Regions from separate parts of the Mus musculus genome. Here region 2 is linked to region 1. The links are chromatin loops, found by intact Hi-C in ENCODE. Cell type or tissue: left cerebral cortex. All regions are shown on one strand.

What was found. A loop is a pair of places that touch in the nucleus more often than their neighbours do. Peaks named below come from ENCODE experiments on the same cell type or tissue, not always from the same donor. Only the 100,000 strongest peaks of a DNase experiment are listed, where the experiment ranks them.
Region 2: it touches region 1 in a loop (10-fold over the local background); 20 of 42 quality-filtered maps call a loop at or near these places.

What each region holds. Positions count from the first base shown.
Region 1 is chr7:140,074,082-140,082,081 of GRCm38, reverse strand. Caly (calcyon neuron-specific vesicular protein) reads left to right here. Exons shown (of 5, transcript NM_001190385.1): 2 at 7,982-8,000. Among named protein-coding and RNA genes, the nearest start is that of Caly, 4.5 kb to the left of the region's middle. In left cerebral cortex, CTCF peaks have their summits at 3,200 (motif pointing left) and 6,732 (motif pointing left); DNase peaks (open chromatin) are centred at 1,107, 1,704, 2,065, 3,164 and 2 more places; H3K4me3 peaks cover 2,189 bases; H3K27ac peaks cover 2,771 bases.
Region 2 is chr7:140,824,468-140,832,467 of GRCm38, reverse strand. No RefSeq gene overlaps it. Among named protein-coding and RNA genes, the nearest start is that of Zfp941, 6.3 kb to the right of the region's middle. In left cerebral cortex, a CTCF peak has its summit at 3,709; DNase peaks (open chromatin) are centred at 3,771 and 4,059; H3K4me3 peaks cover 290 bases; H3K27ac peaks cover 2,617 bases.

The sequences.
Region 1 (8,000 bases):
AACCCCTACAGGCCAGTGGCAGCCTGGACATTAGGAAGAATTATGGCTGCTCAGCCTGCACAAACCCCATATGAAGCTGCAAATCCTTATCCTGGGCATAGTAGGGTAGCAGGGGCGGCGGGACAGCTGGACCTCATCTCGCCCAGTTCATGGTGACTGCAGACCCCCTCCTTGTGGGCTGGCTCCACCTCTGCAGGTCTGGGAGAGCCAGTGGGAGCTGTGCATCTCCAAGGTGGCCCAGGGGCAAAACCGTCAGCTCCTGTTCGGGTCTGACTGCTGGGTGCTGGGTGTTAAAAAAGGAAACAGCTCGATGGAGAGAAAGGGATTAGCAGAAGGGGTGTTGCCCAGAACATTGAGCGTTAGGGCCTGATGGGGGTCGCTGAGTGAAGGTTAAAGGATGGTAGGAGGTATGATAGCCATTTGTCTCAAACCACCTGCCGCGGGGCTTGGCTCTAGATGCTGGGCCACAGGTGGCTGGTGAGTGTCGGGAGCCACAAGCAGCTGTGCCCCTCCTCTCTGTCCCTCTTTGCTTGGGCCCCACAGAACAACAGCCGTTCAAACTGGAGGCAAACATCTATGACCTAAAAGGCTTGGGTGCAAGCAGACCAGGGTGGGCACTGCGGCAGCGTCGTAAGAGGAGAGCACGAGCCCCCACCAATGTGCACTTCTGTGTGACGCAGCATGAAAGGGTCCGTGTGAACGTGAGTCTGTGACCTCTAACCCAGCTTTTATGGGTTTTCAAATAAAAATTCGCATCCTCCAATATTTGTCCGTCAGCGTCTTGTTGGTGCATAGACCGTGATCAGAGATACCCGCCCCACCACCCCCGGAGAGCGCTGAAAATGAAAAACAAACTCTCGGGAGACCAAATGACAGAGTGGGATAGAGGGGAGGACCCGTGGATGATGTTAGGAAGTCTTCCCAATTCTAAACCTTTATGACCCCTATCATCTTCCCAGCGGGAACCCCAAAATCCTAGATGGAATCTTCTGGTGTGCTGAGAGAAGGTGAGAGTTGTCCACTCTTGGGATGCGATGTTCTGCCTGACGACGGAGGGCTAGAAATTTGACAGGGAGCGAAAGGCCTGCCTTTGTTGCCATGGGAACCCGAGATGACGTAAACTAGCCCTGGCCGCTGCATCACCCAGGCAACCATAGGCGGAGCTCTTGGGGAGGCAGAGGTCTTTTGTCGTAGAGGCTTGAATGCTTGGGACGACATCGTCTATCCGTTCCGATTTCTTTCCTGGTTCTTTTACCTCCTTGTATTACCTGGCCGGCCGTTTATATTCCTTATAATTTCTGATCCATCTCTATCACAATGCCCAGCGGATGGGCCCTAAGCCGTCCGGTTCCCCTTGGGCTCAGGGCCAACCTTGAGCCAGCTGCCTCACTAGGACCGGATCCACCCCATAAGGAAATTCTTTATTGACACTCCATTAAGGCTGGGCCAGGCACTAGGTCACCTATGCCACGCGTCAAAGGGACCGGGTTCTAAAGGGCCTGCCAGAGATAGGGAGGGTGTGCATGAAGATACTGCTTCCTTCCCTCCTCTTATAGCCACCGCTCCCTCATCCCCTACCCAGCCTTCCTTCTCTACTTTCTTGTCCTGAGAAGTTCTGCACCCAGCTGCCCCTGACGCTGTGTTCCTCAGGCTCTGTCACGTGTAGGTCTGGAGGGCTCCTGGCTTTCTGAGGGAGTCTGTCCAAAATAACCACAACTTTTACCATCCTGGAGGCAAGAAGTCCAAAACCAGATTTCCCCAGAGCTGTGTTTCTGTTGAAACGGTGAGGAGAGGGTCTTCCTTTGCTCCTTCCAGACTCAGCTGTCCTGAGCAGTCTTGGATAACACTGCATCACCCCAGCCTGCCACCATCTGCAGAAAACCTTCCTCTTATGTCCAAATCCTCTTGTAAGGGTGCCCACTGTGGAATAACTCCCCATCTCCCCCCATTCTAGTGTGATCTCATCTTAATTCCACTACAACTGTAAGGGCTGCTTAAACATCTCTTTCACTGACACTTACGAGTTAAAAATTGTGGTCCTTTTTGTGGGGACATCATTCAACCCACAACAACCCTGTTGTCACTTGTGGGCTGCAATTATCTCCCAGTTTTGGCTTCTGTTTCTCCTCTTTGAAGGTCCTCTTTGAAGGTCTTGTCTTTATAGGCAAGGATTCTTAATTTTAACATGAAAAGTCATTTTATTGAGATTTTCCTCTGTGAGTACTGCTGGGGAAATCTTTCTCTTCCTGAGACTGTAAATATGCTTCTGCACTGTCTCTAGAGTGCTCTGTTGTGTCGGTTTTCCCTGTTCATGCACCTAGAACAAATTGCTGTATTCACTTGTGCATTGTGTGTGTGCTCATTATCTGCATTTGAATATGCATGTAGTGACCAGATTAGCTTCACCGTTCCAAGCAGACTTTAATTATTAAGATGCAGGCAGCTTCTCTGCTATTAACTGAGATCTGAATGCATAGAATATGTCAAATGGGTTTCCCTCTGCAAAGCATCAACACCACCAGTGTACACTGCTGTGTTCAGGGCAGATACCCAGCAAGATGGACTTCCTTTGTCCAAACATCTTGTGTCTTTCTGCCTTCAACACAAAAAATTTGATGTTTTAAGTTCATAAACAAATTTGTTGGAATTTTGATTGAGAGTTGTTGATTCTATAAATACTGTCAGAGATGTTAGAGCATAAAGACCTCCAAAATCTGCACGATAGTCTTCTTTACCTGACGGAGGATTCAGATGTGCCTTGCTCCCCTCGCCAATATTTCATGGCCTTCCATATGGAGCAACTGCCCATCATCTCTGTCCTGGGGCTTGAAATTATTTAAATGAAATCTTAGCTGGCTCACATCTGGGGAGGCTGAGGCAAGAGAATATTGAGTTCAAGGCCAGCCTTGGACTGTATAGGGCTATAGAGTGAAACCCAACATTATTTTAAAACAAAACAAAACAAAACAAAACACACCCCCAAAAACCAAATGAACAAAAAAAAACAGGGGCTGGAGAGTAGTCTCAGAGGTAGAGAGCAGAGGGGACCTAAGTTGTATTCCAAGCACCCGCATCAGGCAGCTCCCAATTCCTTATAGCCTCGGCTCAGGGATGTGATGCCCTGGCTTCTGAAGGCAACTGCACATACAGACGCAAATAAAACTCCATTTCCCGGGGCAGCAGCGCCCTCTTCTGACCTGTGCAAGTAAGCACAGACATGCATTTATGGAAAACAGTAAATAAATTACACACATAGTTAAAAGTATCAAAATAAACATTTGCCACTGACATATAGAAATACATCTGCTTTCTATAAACTCAAATTTAACTGGACTTTTTCATTTTAAAATTTTTTGTATGTATTAGTGTTTTACATATGTGTATGTGTGTACACCTCATGTATTTCCGGTGCCCCTGAAGAAGAGGCCATTGGACTCCCTGGAACTGGAGTTTCAGATCTGTGAGCGGCTGTGTGGGTGCTAGATATTGATGTGGAAGAAAAAAAATCAGTTCTTATAACCACTGAATTATTTCTCCCATCCCTTAAATATTGTATTGCTCTTATGTATTGTGTGTGAGTAAAATTATGTCACGTTGCACATGTGGAGGTCAGAGCACACCTTGCAGAAGGCGGTTTTCTCGGTCCACCATGGGAGTCCTGGGGACTGAACTCAGATTGCCCGGCTTGGCAGCCAGTCACCCACTGAGCCATCTCGCTGACCCTGGAGTCTTTCAATGTTTACACACACACACACACACACACACACACACACACACGGGATTTGCTTTTGCATTTAAACACAACAGCGATTTCGTCCATGAATAATCAGGACTAGGTTCCAACCCCCTGGCCTGGTTTCTTTGCCCCTGTGCAACTGTGCTGACTGAGCACTCAGGACCATCGTTTCTGGAACTTCACTGGCTGTCTTAGTCAGTTCTGATGCTGTGAAGAGACACCATAACCGAGGAAACTCTTATATTAAAAAGGCATTCAAGTGAAGGCTTGATTACAGATTCAGAGGTTTGGTGCATTATCCAAGGAATGCCGCACTGCTGGAGAAGTAGCCCGGAGCTACATCCTGATCCAACCATAGAGAAACCCTCTGCTAGGCGTGGGCTTTTGAAACCTCCAAGTCCACACCCAAGGACACACTTCCTCCAACAAGGCCACACCTCCTAATTCTTCTAAGTATTTTTTTTTTTCTTTAAGTAGTGACACTCCCTGGTGACTAAGCATTCAAATACATGAGCCTAAGGGGCCATGTGTATTTACGAAAACCACCAGACCAGACAAGGCCATCTGTATTTCTGTGGTCTCAAAAACAGAAAACCCAAATTCAAGTTTGTGTTATGATGCACACCTGTAATCCCGGACTCCGGAGTCTGAGGCACGAAGATCCGGAGTTTAAGACCAGCCTGAGCTATAATGAGAGCCTGTCTCAAACGACAAACCACAACAAACAAACAAACAAACCAAAACAACAAGACTTACACTCAATAAATTTGTTGGAATTTAAGAATATCCTTCTTCCTCTGCCCTCAGTGTGCAAGCACATTTTTAAAATTGTAAGTGAACTTCAAGTCTTCCCAAATATATTTTTGACTCCTGCTAAAATTGCCTAGATAATTTTCTTCTTTATGCTGTTAATGTAAAAAGGAGATAGCTTTTCTTATTTTTATATTTATTTAGGTTTTTTTTTTCAAGACAGGATTTCTCTGTGACAGCTTTGGCTGTCCACAACTCACTTTATAGACCAGGCAGGCCTTAAACTCAGAGATCCACCTGCCTCTGCCTTCCTGAGTGCTGAGATTAAAGGTGTTCGCTGGCTAGTTTTTCTTATTTTTTTAAATATTTTATTTTATTTTTCTTATTTGTATAGGCATTTTGCCTGAGTGTATGTCTGAGTACCGCATGCATGCCTGATGCTTGTGGAGGTCAGAAGAGGGAGACAGAGACCCTCCAACTGGAATTATGGGTCATTGTGAGTCACTATGTAGATGCTAGGAACTGAACCCGGGTCCTCTGTCAAATCAGCAAATGCTTTTAACTGCTGAGCCATCTTGTCAATCCCTTCTTATTTTGTTTAATTTAGATTTATTTTATGTGTCAGAACGGATGTTTTGTCTGTGATGTGTGTTTTATAAAACGGCAGTGTGAGGGGGGTGCCTTGGTGGCCAGTGCCAAGGCAACCCCCTGAGAAATCAAGCCATGCCATATAAAAAGGAATTTATTTGGGACCTGGAGGAAGGGGTAGAGAGAGGGGGACAAAGAACAACAGAGAGGGGAGAGAGAAAGAGAGGAAGAGGGGGAGGAGAGGAAGCAAGCCAGGTAGGAGCCTGGCTGTTACTAGGTAACTGTTGGGCAGAGCCTAGGGAAAATGCTAACAACCTGGTAACTATGTATGTAACCACTTGTGTATCTGATGTCTGCAGGGGTCAGAAGAGACTTGTCAGGTCCTCAGAACTGGCTTTATAGACCATTTTTGAGCCACCATATTGGTGCTGGGAACTGAACTCAAGTCCTCTACAAGAACAAGTGCTCTTAGCTGCTGAACTATCTCTCCAGTGCCTGCCCCCCAGGCACCTTTTGTGTGTGCGTATGTGTTTGTGTGTCTGTGTATGTGATGTGTGCCTGTGTGTTCAGGTACACTCACCTGTGTGTGCATAGGTCATTTTACTTTTTTCCTCGATCACTCTCTGCCTTACTTTGAGAGAGTCTCTCACTGAACTTCAACCTCTGCATTTCAGCTATGCTGGCTAGGTAGCTATTGAGCCACCAAATTCCACACATCTCTGCCCATTTCCTCCCAACACTGGGATTATAGATGCCAGCCACTGGCCCAGCTTCTGTGTGGGCACTGGGGATCTGAGCCAGGTCTCCATGCTTGCATAGCAAGCACTTTACCAACTGAGCCACCATCTCCCCAGCCCCATGGAACTGCTTACCAAATTCCGCACCCGCAATACACACAACCTCCGTGATCTTTTTATATTTTGCTGATCTCAGCCTGCTCAAGTTTCACCACAGGTCTCTACTGTCTGGGATTGAGGGGGGGAAGGGGCGGGGGGGGCGGGGAGACTGACTTGTAAGTCCTCCTTCTGAATGTGCTTGGGAGCTGGGAGGGAGGAAGAAGGGGTTGGCCTCAGGAGTTGATGAGAGCTTCTTTGTTCTTTCTCTGGAATTTCACAATACGTTTACAGTATTTCCTTTTAAAGATGGTTATACTGGGGGCTGGAGAGATGGGTCAGCGGTTAAGAACACTGACTACTCTTCTAGAGGACCTGAGTTCGATTCCCAGCAACCACATGATTGATGGCTCACAACCATCTGTCATGGGATCTGATGCCCTCTTCTGGTTGTCTGAAGACAGCGACAGTGTACTCACATATATAAAATAAATAAATCTTTAAAAAAAAAACCATACGTTATTATATTGGGCCCAGTGTTGCCCAAGGGGGGGGGCATCTTGTGGAGGAAATGGGGAGAGGGATTTGTAAAAGTGGGCCTGGGAAGAGGGGAAGGAGTGGGCTGTGATGTGAATAAAGCGATGTGTATAAAGTGATTAAAAAATAAAAATATGGGGGCTGGAGAGATGGCTCAGAGGTTAAGAGCACTGACTGCTCTTCTGAAGGTCCTGAGTTCAAACCCCAGCAACCACATGGTGGCTCACAACTACCCGTAATGAGATCTGACGCCCTCTTCTGGAGAGTCTGAAGACAGCTACAGTGTACTTATATATAATAAATAAATCTTAAAAAAATAATATTAAAATATATGGTTATATTGGTATGATGTCTGGGACTGGAGTTCTATATGAGGGGAGGTTGTTTTGTGATATTTTATTCTATTTTTTGAAGAAGGGTCTCACTGTGCAACACTAGTGGTTGTAACTCACTGTAGAGCAGACTGGCCTTGAACTCAGAGATCTGCCTGTCTCTGCTTCCCAAGTGCTAGGATTAAAAGCAAGCATCACCACATACAGTCTCAAGAGGGTTTTTCATCTGTCAGCTTAGAGGCCCTTTCCCTTCTGAGATCAACATCAGGATGAGAGTATATACTCCTTTTTAAAGTATTTCCTTATTATGTTTACATTCATATGCCTCTGTGTGTGTGTGCACTGTGTGCATATTGAAGCCTGTGGAGGCCAGAAGAGACAGCAGATCCCCTGGAACTAGAGTCACAGGAGGTTATGAGGCCATCACTTATGGATGCTGGAAATCCAACCCAAGTCCTCTGCAGGAGCAGCAAGTGCTTTTAGCTGCTGAGCTATCTCTCCAGCCTTGAAAGTGTTCACTTTTGACTTACCCAGAGTTAGTGGGACCTGCACCCTCCTCCAGACTGCAATGACTGCTTGGCTGGCAGGCTGGGGTCTCAGCTCTCTAAAGGCTTGGTCTTCCTGCACCATCAGGGCTGTGTACTTTTGTCATCTTCATTTGAATTTCACATAGATAATGATGACAGTTAATATGGACATGCCCCTTTTTGCATAGACTACATGTTCTTTTGCTTGGTTGGGGTTTTGTTTGTTTTGATTTAGATTTTTTAGGGTTATTTTGTTGTTGTTGTTTGGTTTTGTTGTTGTTGTTGTTGTTTCCTTTGTTTTTTAAAACAAAGTTTTAAAACAGTTAACAAATTTGCTTTGATCTGGGACTCCTGCGTTTTCAGTTGCTGAGCCTGGCAATCCAACTGATCCCTGGATCTTTTCTTCCCAGTGGAACATGTGCACTTAAAACACATGGCAGAGCAGGCTGGCCAGAGGAAGATGTCTCGGCACTATTTTGAAATGGTCTCTGGCCAGAGGCACCATTCTGCACTGCTGAGAGGTCAGGGGGGAATGAGAAGCCTTGAGCTGGACCTCCCACAACCCATCCTGGAGTTTGTATGAGGATCATTGGAACCACTCTGGGTTCTTACTCCAGAACCAGCTTTATAGCTGTACACAGGATGACTTAAAAGTGATGCCCTTATCTCTCTTTCTAGGCTGGGACGAGGACCATCA
Region 2 (8,000 bases), 750 kb before region 1:
ATTGAAATGCTCTCTGGGGCCATCAGAAAATTTGATGGATAAACTCCCTGGGGCCAGCAGTAAACCCTCAGGGACCAGGGAAAAGGGTGAGGGAAAAAAATCACACACACATGCATGCACACACACTTGGTGGATGAAGCAAGCTCCAACAGATGCCAACAACTTTATATCTATACACAACATACATTTGGTGGGCAGAACAAAGCTCTTACCATTTTACACATACATACATACATACATACATACATACATACATACATACATACACATTTGATGGGTGCAGCGAAGCACCAACAATTTTACTTTTTCTCCCACAGTTTATATATCCCAGCAGAATCTTTCAGGCAGAATAAAAAAAATCACAATGTGGTTACATTCTATTTTTCTTTAAGTGAACGATTACAATGAGCATACATAAGAAAAAAACACACAGGTTCCCCAATACCCTCACATGATCAAATGCTTTACTTATGGATAAAAAAAAAATCCAAATTATTCTCAAGAACTCACGTACGTTTGTAACTAAGCAATTTGGTATAGATTAACAAAATATAAGCAAGCAAGGTAATTTTCTCAGTTTCTCTTACTGGCAGGCTGCAATTTGCAGTGAGAAAGAAAGGGTCGATTATTTTATTATTCATCTTAAAAAGTAATCTTATAAAAATCTTAAAAGAATCACAAATCTCAACTTTTATATAAAAACCAATCAGCCGTCTCTCCCTTAAGTCCTCGGGGTGAGCACTGATTCACTGACCACTCCTTATTAAATCATATCAGGAAGCTGAGGGCAAAAACGGTGCAAGAAATGAATCATCCCCCTGATCACCAGCCCAGCTTTAGCAAGAGAGGCAGGTCAGGCGGCACCAGTTGGGCTGCCGTTGTTCTTGTTCCCTGACCTCAAAAAAATCACTAGCTCAGCTATTAAGAGTGCATTTCTGAACTTCAAATTGTTCCCTAGAATTTTCTATGTCAAAGCCACTAGCAAAAACCTAACTTTAACCTAACTTTACTGGCAATCTACTTCTCCAAATTCTTTCTTTTTTTTCCCATTTTTTATTAGGTATTTAGCTCATTTACATTTCCAATGCTATACCAAAAGTCCCCCATACCCACCCACCCCCACTCCCCTACCCACCCACTCCCCCTTTTGGCCCTGGCGTTCCCCTGTACTGGGGCATATAAAGTTTGCGTGTCCAATGGGCCTCTCTTTCCAGTGATGGCCGACTAGGCCATCTTTTGATACATATGCAGCTAGAGTCAAGAGCTCCGGGGTACTGGTTAGTTCATAATGTTGTTCCACCTATAGGGTTGCAGATTCCTTTAGCTCCTTGGGTGCTTTCTCTAGCTCCTCCATCCAAATTCTTTCTAAGGGTATCGGATGAATCATTAATCTGCTCCAGCCATAATGCTTGAAAAAGATCAATCACTGTTATTGTGAGTGCCAATGACACTGCCCAGTGAGGGGCTGGAAACCCCTTAGAATGTTCACACATCTCATAGACGAGGAGGGAGCCAAGGGCAGAAAGTAGGGCAAAGCTTCATAGCAGAATGAAGTCCTCAGGGCATGTAGTCCTTGAGGCTCTGCCTCAGCAGGGCCCATCCATCATGCTCGTGCTGAATGGTGGGCCACATTACAGGAGTTCCGAAGTGGTTTTGCTGCTCCTCTAGCAGGGATCCCAACATAGAAGGACACCTAGAAAGGTGGAAGCGGCGGCCACAGCCACAATGAGTCTTTGTGGACTCTGACCCTTAGTTTTTCTCTTTGCTCTCTGTGCTCTTGGCCCCCTTTCTTTTAGATTCACTTATTTTTTATTTTATGTGTATGGGTGGTTTTGCCTGCATGCTATGTTGGTGTGCCACATGTTTACAGAAGTCAGAAGAGGGTGACTGATCCTCTGGAACTGGAGTTAGAGATCACCGTTAGCTGCCACGTGGGTGCAGAAACTAAACTCAGGTTCTCTGCAAAAGCAGCCAGTGCTCTTAGCTCCCGAGCTGTTTCTCCAGCCCCTCTTGGCACTTTTTCAATATGGTCTCAGCTCACTTCTTGTAAAGTCTCAAATGTAAGTAAACTACCAAACAGCAGTCAACTCTTTTTGAAAGTCTCTTTAAACACTCCCTAAAAGAGGCCTCATGTTGTCTACTTGGACCAGATGGTGTAGAATGGGGGTTGTCAGAACACCACAGCTGTTCTGGGCCTCCTGGTACCTGGCCCTTTTCAAGAACCAACCAGGTTCATCACACTGAGACTTCCCAAAACTTCCCCAAAGAAGGCTCTGCATATCAGGGCCCTATGGTGCCTGTAGGCGAATTAGAAAAAGAGTCCTCATTATTTGTTTGTTATTCTGAGTATCAGACCCATAGTCCTGTCCATGCTAAGCAAAGGCTCTACTAGTGAGCTTTGCCCCCAACCCTGAGGCCTCACTCTTAAGGGAATTAGCTATCAAAAATTGAAATAACACTTGACCTATCTTTAGATGCAAACAGTAATAAAATGTGAACATTTTTGAAAAAAATTGAATACATTCAAAATTATAAAGATACCTGCATCATAGATATAAGATGTCCAGTTACATCATTCTGTCAGATATAGGTCTTAGAAACAAAAAGATACGTGGAGTTGGCAGTTCTTCTCCCGTAGCATATTGTGGTTTAATTATCAAAGGGCTAGGGAATCAAAACTATAGTAGAGCACTTGGCTAACAAGAGCAAAGTTTGGAAAAACCTCAAAACACACACACACACACACACACACACACACACACACACACACACACACACACACACAAGTACAAGGGGGCTGGAGAGATGGCTCAGTGGTTAAGAGCACTGATTGCTCTTTCAGAGGTCCTGAGTTCAATTCCCAGCAACCACATGGTGACTCACAACCACAGCAATGTGATCTGATGCCCTCTTCTGGTGTGTCTGAAGACAGTGATGGTGTACTCACACACATAAAAAATAAATAAAACTTTAAAAAACCCCACAAAACCAAAAAGTAAAATACAGATATCTGGACCTTTTCCATTTTTCCAAATTGAAACTAAAATTCAAACATACAAAACCAGAACCTATACTTCAGTGGGCGCTTGAGCTAACATTACTTTGTATTTGTCTATGTAACTGTCAGTATTGGTTTTCTATTACTGCAGAGCAAGTTTCTCTATACTTTGCCATTACACAGTATGTGTCTCTCTGCATTTCAGGAAACCCAGGAGCCCAGCTTGGATAGATCTCTGCTCCAGGGTCTCACAAAGACACATTCTCTCCCCCTCTTTCTTAAATGTTTGTTTTTTAAATTTTTTTTACTGTGCTCTTTTAAGAAAGGATTTATTTATTATTATATGTAAGTATACTGTAGCTGTCTTCAGACACACTAGCGGAGGGTGTCAGATCTCATTGTGGATGGTTGTGAGCCACCATGTGGTTGCTAGCATTTGAACTCAGAACTTTCAGAGGAGCAGTCAGTGTTTTTAACCGCTGAGCCACTTGTCCAGCCCCACAAAGACACGTTCTCATACAGAGACTTCCAGGGAGGGTCTGCCACCAAGCTTGCTCAGGTGTTGCAGGAGTCTTTCTTGATAAGTAACCTGATACCCAAGAGAGTGGAACTGAGGGATTGTCATCAGCACAGGGAAGCCAGGACAGCTCTTGAGGAGCGTTGACAGGTCTAGTCTTATTCCTGCTTTATACTCTAAGACCACAAGGTGGGGTAGGCAAGCAAGCAAGATTTCACAGAAGCCTGTGTGGCAGTCAGCAGGCTGTTTATTCATGGCAGAGATGCAGTGTTTTTGCTCTGTCTCCAGGTCATTTTGTTCCAGGTAGCAAGTGAAATCATGCTTTGCAAATAGGCAGCATAAGCAGAGCTTTAAGTAAATCACCACATAATTCTACAAACGGTATCTATACTTCGGTATTTTCTACCTTATTCTACTCCCCAGTTTGTTGGCAGGATTCATTTCCTTGTGGGTGTCAGATGGAAGCTTTCTCTTTTCTGGTTGGCCGGCTGGAGAGTGTCCTTGGCTCTTGCCCATGGCTCCCTCCACAGGGAGGGAGTCAATGGTACTGGTGCTTGGTTCTCCTGGCAGGAGGATCTTGGGCTTCAGATGAGACAATCTTATATAACGTCAGCCCAGAAGTAACATCGTGCCGTGTTCTCATGGTTAGAAGTACACCCACTCTCAAGGAGGAGATTATGCAAGGGTTTGCCTCACTGGATCACCACACTCTCTGCCTAGTCATCCTTTTCCCAGCCACGCCCCCTTTCACCATCCATCCTCTGACAACTTAAGGTGAATTATTAACCCTTGAAAAGGGCCAATGTCAGGACTCTGCTCCTTAACATCCATATGTATTTCCCCAAAGAACCTTCTCATATTCTCTTACCGTAGCATTTCCTCCCATGGGAAACTGGACAGCATTCCTAATATATCCCTAGTTTCTTAAATGGATAGCCCATCATTTAAAATTTTTTAATTGGTATTTTTTTTTAACTTTTAACACTTTTGAGATCACAATATAATTACATTTCCCTTTCTCTCTCTCTCTCTCTCTCTCTCTCCCTCTCTCTCTCTCTCTCTCTCTCTCTCCAACCCTCCCATACACCCTTCCCAACTCTCCAAATCTATGGCTGCTTCTCCCATGAATTGTTATTGCACGCACAAATGTGTGTGTGTGTGTGTGTGTGTGTGTGTGTATATATATATATACATATATATATATGTATGTATGTATATGTATATTTTTTCTAAGTGTAATATATTCAGTATGTCTAATGTTGTGTGTATGTTTTCAGGGCTCAACCATTAGGCACTAAGCAACCAACTGACATGCTGTTCCCTGGGGAAGACCTCCTCTCCCACTTCTAGCTTTCCTCAGTTGCCTGTAGTTCTTCATGTAGGGTTGGGGTGAACGGAGGGAGGGAACTGGGTGGGAGAGCAGGTGAGGAGGGGGAATGGGGATAGCGATCAGGTGTGGGGAGGAGTGGGAGGACTGGGAATGAGCTGGAAACCATAAAGCGTGTTTTAAAGTCATTCTCTGTGCTTCAGATATGTTGGAGTTTTCAGGGCCTGCTGAGGCGGGATAGCTGGCTTTTAGTGGTGACATATGGCCCTGATTGTTGTTGATTGTGTTCTTTTTCCTGGGCTTGGGATGATTAAAGATCTAGGTGCTGATCTCTGGATTTGTCTTTTTGGGTGGGTGTTTTGTTCTTTGGTTTCTGTTTCCTCTCTGGAGTTTTAGGGAGTGTGATAGCTACGTGTTGCTGTTTCCCTGGCCTGTTCAGATGGTGTGTTCACAGGCAATGCCTGCTAGTGTTGAAGGCTGGGTAACTGGAATGAATTGGGGGAAGGATTGTTGGAAGAGGCCTTTGTTATCCATTGAGCATGGGCTAGAGAGGAAAGGGAGAGCTGTGGACAAGACTGAGGGGGATTTGATCTTAGGAGCCGTAGGAGAGGTATGGGTCTTCCTACAACCAACTTGGTGAGGGGCAGCCCTAACAGTTTTGGAATTATTGAAGACTATGAGGACATTTGAAGTTGTACTGATTGCATTTTTTTGCGTAATGAAATGTCCATGAGTCTCTAGGGGCAAGGTTTAGAAGGTTATGGCTTACCAGTGAGCTATTTGGGTGCCAGGTTGATTTGCGGTGGTTAATATTGATCAATGACTTGATAAGATTCAGGATCATTTAGAAGACCAGTCTCTGAGATTATCTAGACAAGCCTTTGGGGATGTCTATAAGGAATTATGCAGTTTATGTCAACTGAGGTGGAAGATGCATTTGGAATGTGGTGGTTCCATCCCATGGGCTGGTGTCCTGGAGTGAATAAGAAGGAGAAAGTGAGCTGAGCACCATATTCATCCCTGTCTGCTTCCCAACCATAGATGCAGCATAGCCAGCAGCCTCACACTCTGGCTGCTATGTCTTTGCCACATGACAGTCTTCCCTTTTGAACAGTAAATCATCTCCCCACTTTCCTTTCTTAAGTTGCTTTGGTGAAATATTTTGTTGGAGCGATGAGGAAAATAATTAATACACTCTGCTATTTATGTCAGGGTAAGGGATTGACATCTAGAACATCAAAAACCCTCAAAATCTAGCAAACAAAAAAAAAAAAAGGAAAGAAGAAGGAGGTATGGTTAAAACACAGGTGTGCTGGCTAGGTTTATGACAACTTGACATGTGGTATAGTTATCTGAGATGAGGAAACCTTGATTGAGAAGATGCCTTCATAAGATAACCAGCTCTTCTCTCCAGGTTTCTGTTGTGCATGAGTTCCTGTCTTCAGTGATGACCTGTGATGTGGAAGTGTAAGCTAAATAAATTCTGTCTCTGTCTCGGTCTCTGTCTCTGTCTTTTTCTCTCTTCTTCCTCTTCCTCCTCCTCCCTTTTTTTTTTTTTTAATCTTTTCAAGACAGGGCTTCTCTCTGTAGCCTTGGCTGTCCTGGAACTCACTCTGTAGACCAGGCTGGCCTCAAACCCATCTCAGAGAGTTCTGCCTGGCTCTGCCTCCTGAGTGCTGGGATTAAAGGCATGTGCCACCATCTCCCAGCCCTAAGTTACTTTGGTCATGTAGTTTTATTACAGAGAAAGTAACCCTGACTAAGACAATAGATTTAAATAGACACATGGAAAGAAGGCATGTAAAAGGTCAGCTTGTAAATGGAAAACAAAGAAACGCAAAACACTCAACACAAATAATCATCAAGAAACGGCATCTTAAACTCACAGTGGGACGTGACATCACCTCACCCCACTAGAGATAGCTATAATTTAAAGAGAAAAGTGGCAAGTACCAAAGAGCATGTGAATAGAAGGGGAACTGTTCCTGCTGTAGGGTGGACTGCAGATCAATAGGAGTGTGATGCACGGTAAGTTAGTTCTTCAAAACAGAGGCATCATATGTTCCAGCAATTTTCCTGTGGGATATATAAACAAAGGAAATGAAATCATTGTGTCTGGAATATGTTTTCGTGGCCATGTTCCTTACAGCACTACTCACAATAGTCAAAAAATGGAAACAACCTAAGAGTAAGCTTACCGGGCTGGTGAGATGGCTCAGTGGGTAAGAGCACCCAACTGCTCTTCTGAAGGTCCAGAGTTCAAATCCCAGCAACCACATGGTGGCTCACAACCATCCGTAACGAGATCTGACTCCCTCTTCTGGAGTATCTGAAGACAGCTACAGTGTACTTACATATAATAAATAAATCTTTAAAAAAAAAAAAAGAGTAAGCTTACCATCTTGTTAGTAGATGAAATGTGGTGCAAGCACAGAGGGAATATTATTCAGTCATACAAAGAATGAAAATCTGTTATTTGTAACAACATGGGTAGGATTAGAGATCTTTTGTAGAACGCCATATTCCATGTTAAGCATCTGCCATTTCCCCTGGATTAGCTGTCTACTTATAAGAGTCTATGATGATTAGGCTTATGGACCGTTGATATTCACTCACAGGAGGAGGAGGAGGAGGAGGAGGAGGAGGAGGAGGAGGAGGAGGAGGAGGAGGAGGAGGAGGAGGAGGAGGAAGGGAGGGTTGTTGGACCCTCACCTGAGTTTGCAGCCATGCCTCTTATCCATGCCAGGTAATTCTGCCCAAATTGCATATGGCCTCAGGGAGGTGCTAGAGTATATAGGCTGGGGAATGTTAACAGAGCAGGTCCCATTTATGTAGCCATAGGGAGCTATCATCTATACTGGGTGCAGGCTTTTCAGTACAGTTGCTTTATGGTCACCCACAATCCTGCCAGCAATCCCGTACTCATCCTACATAACTAAGCCCAGTAAACTGTTAGTTCTTCAGGGTGTACTTTAATGAAATCTTACTTTGATTTGTTGTTTGAACTTTGTGAGGAGAGGGTTAGACATGGCTGCTTCATACCAGGCAAGGAAGGAATTTCACTCAATTATCGCACTCATATATGGAAGTCTAGGAAAGTGGGTTTTATAATAATTAATGCTACAATGTTGTTTATTGGCATTCAGGGTAAAGGGAAA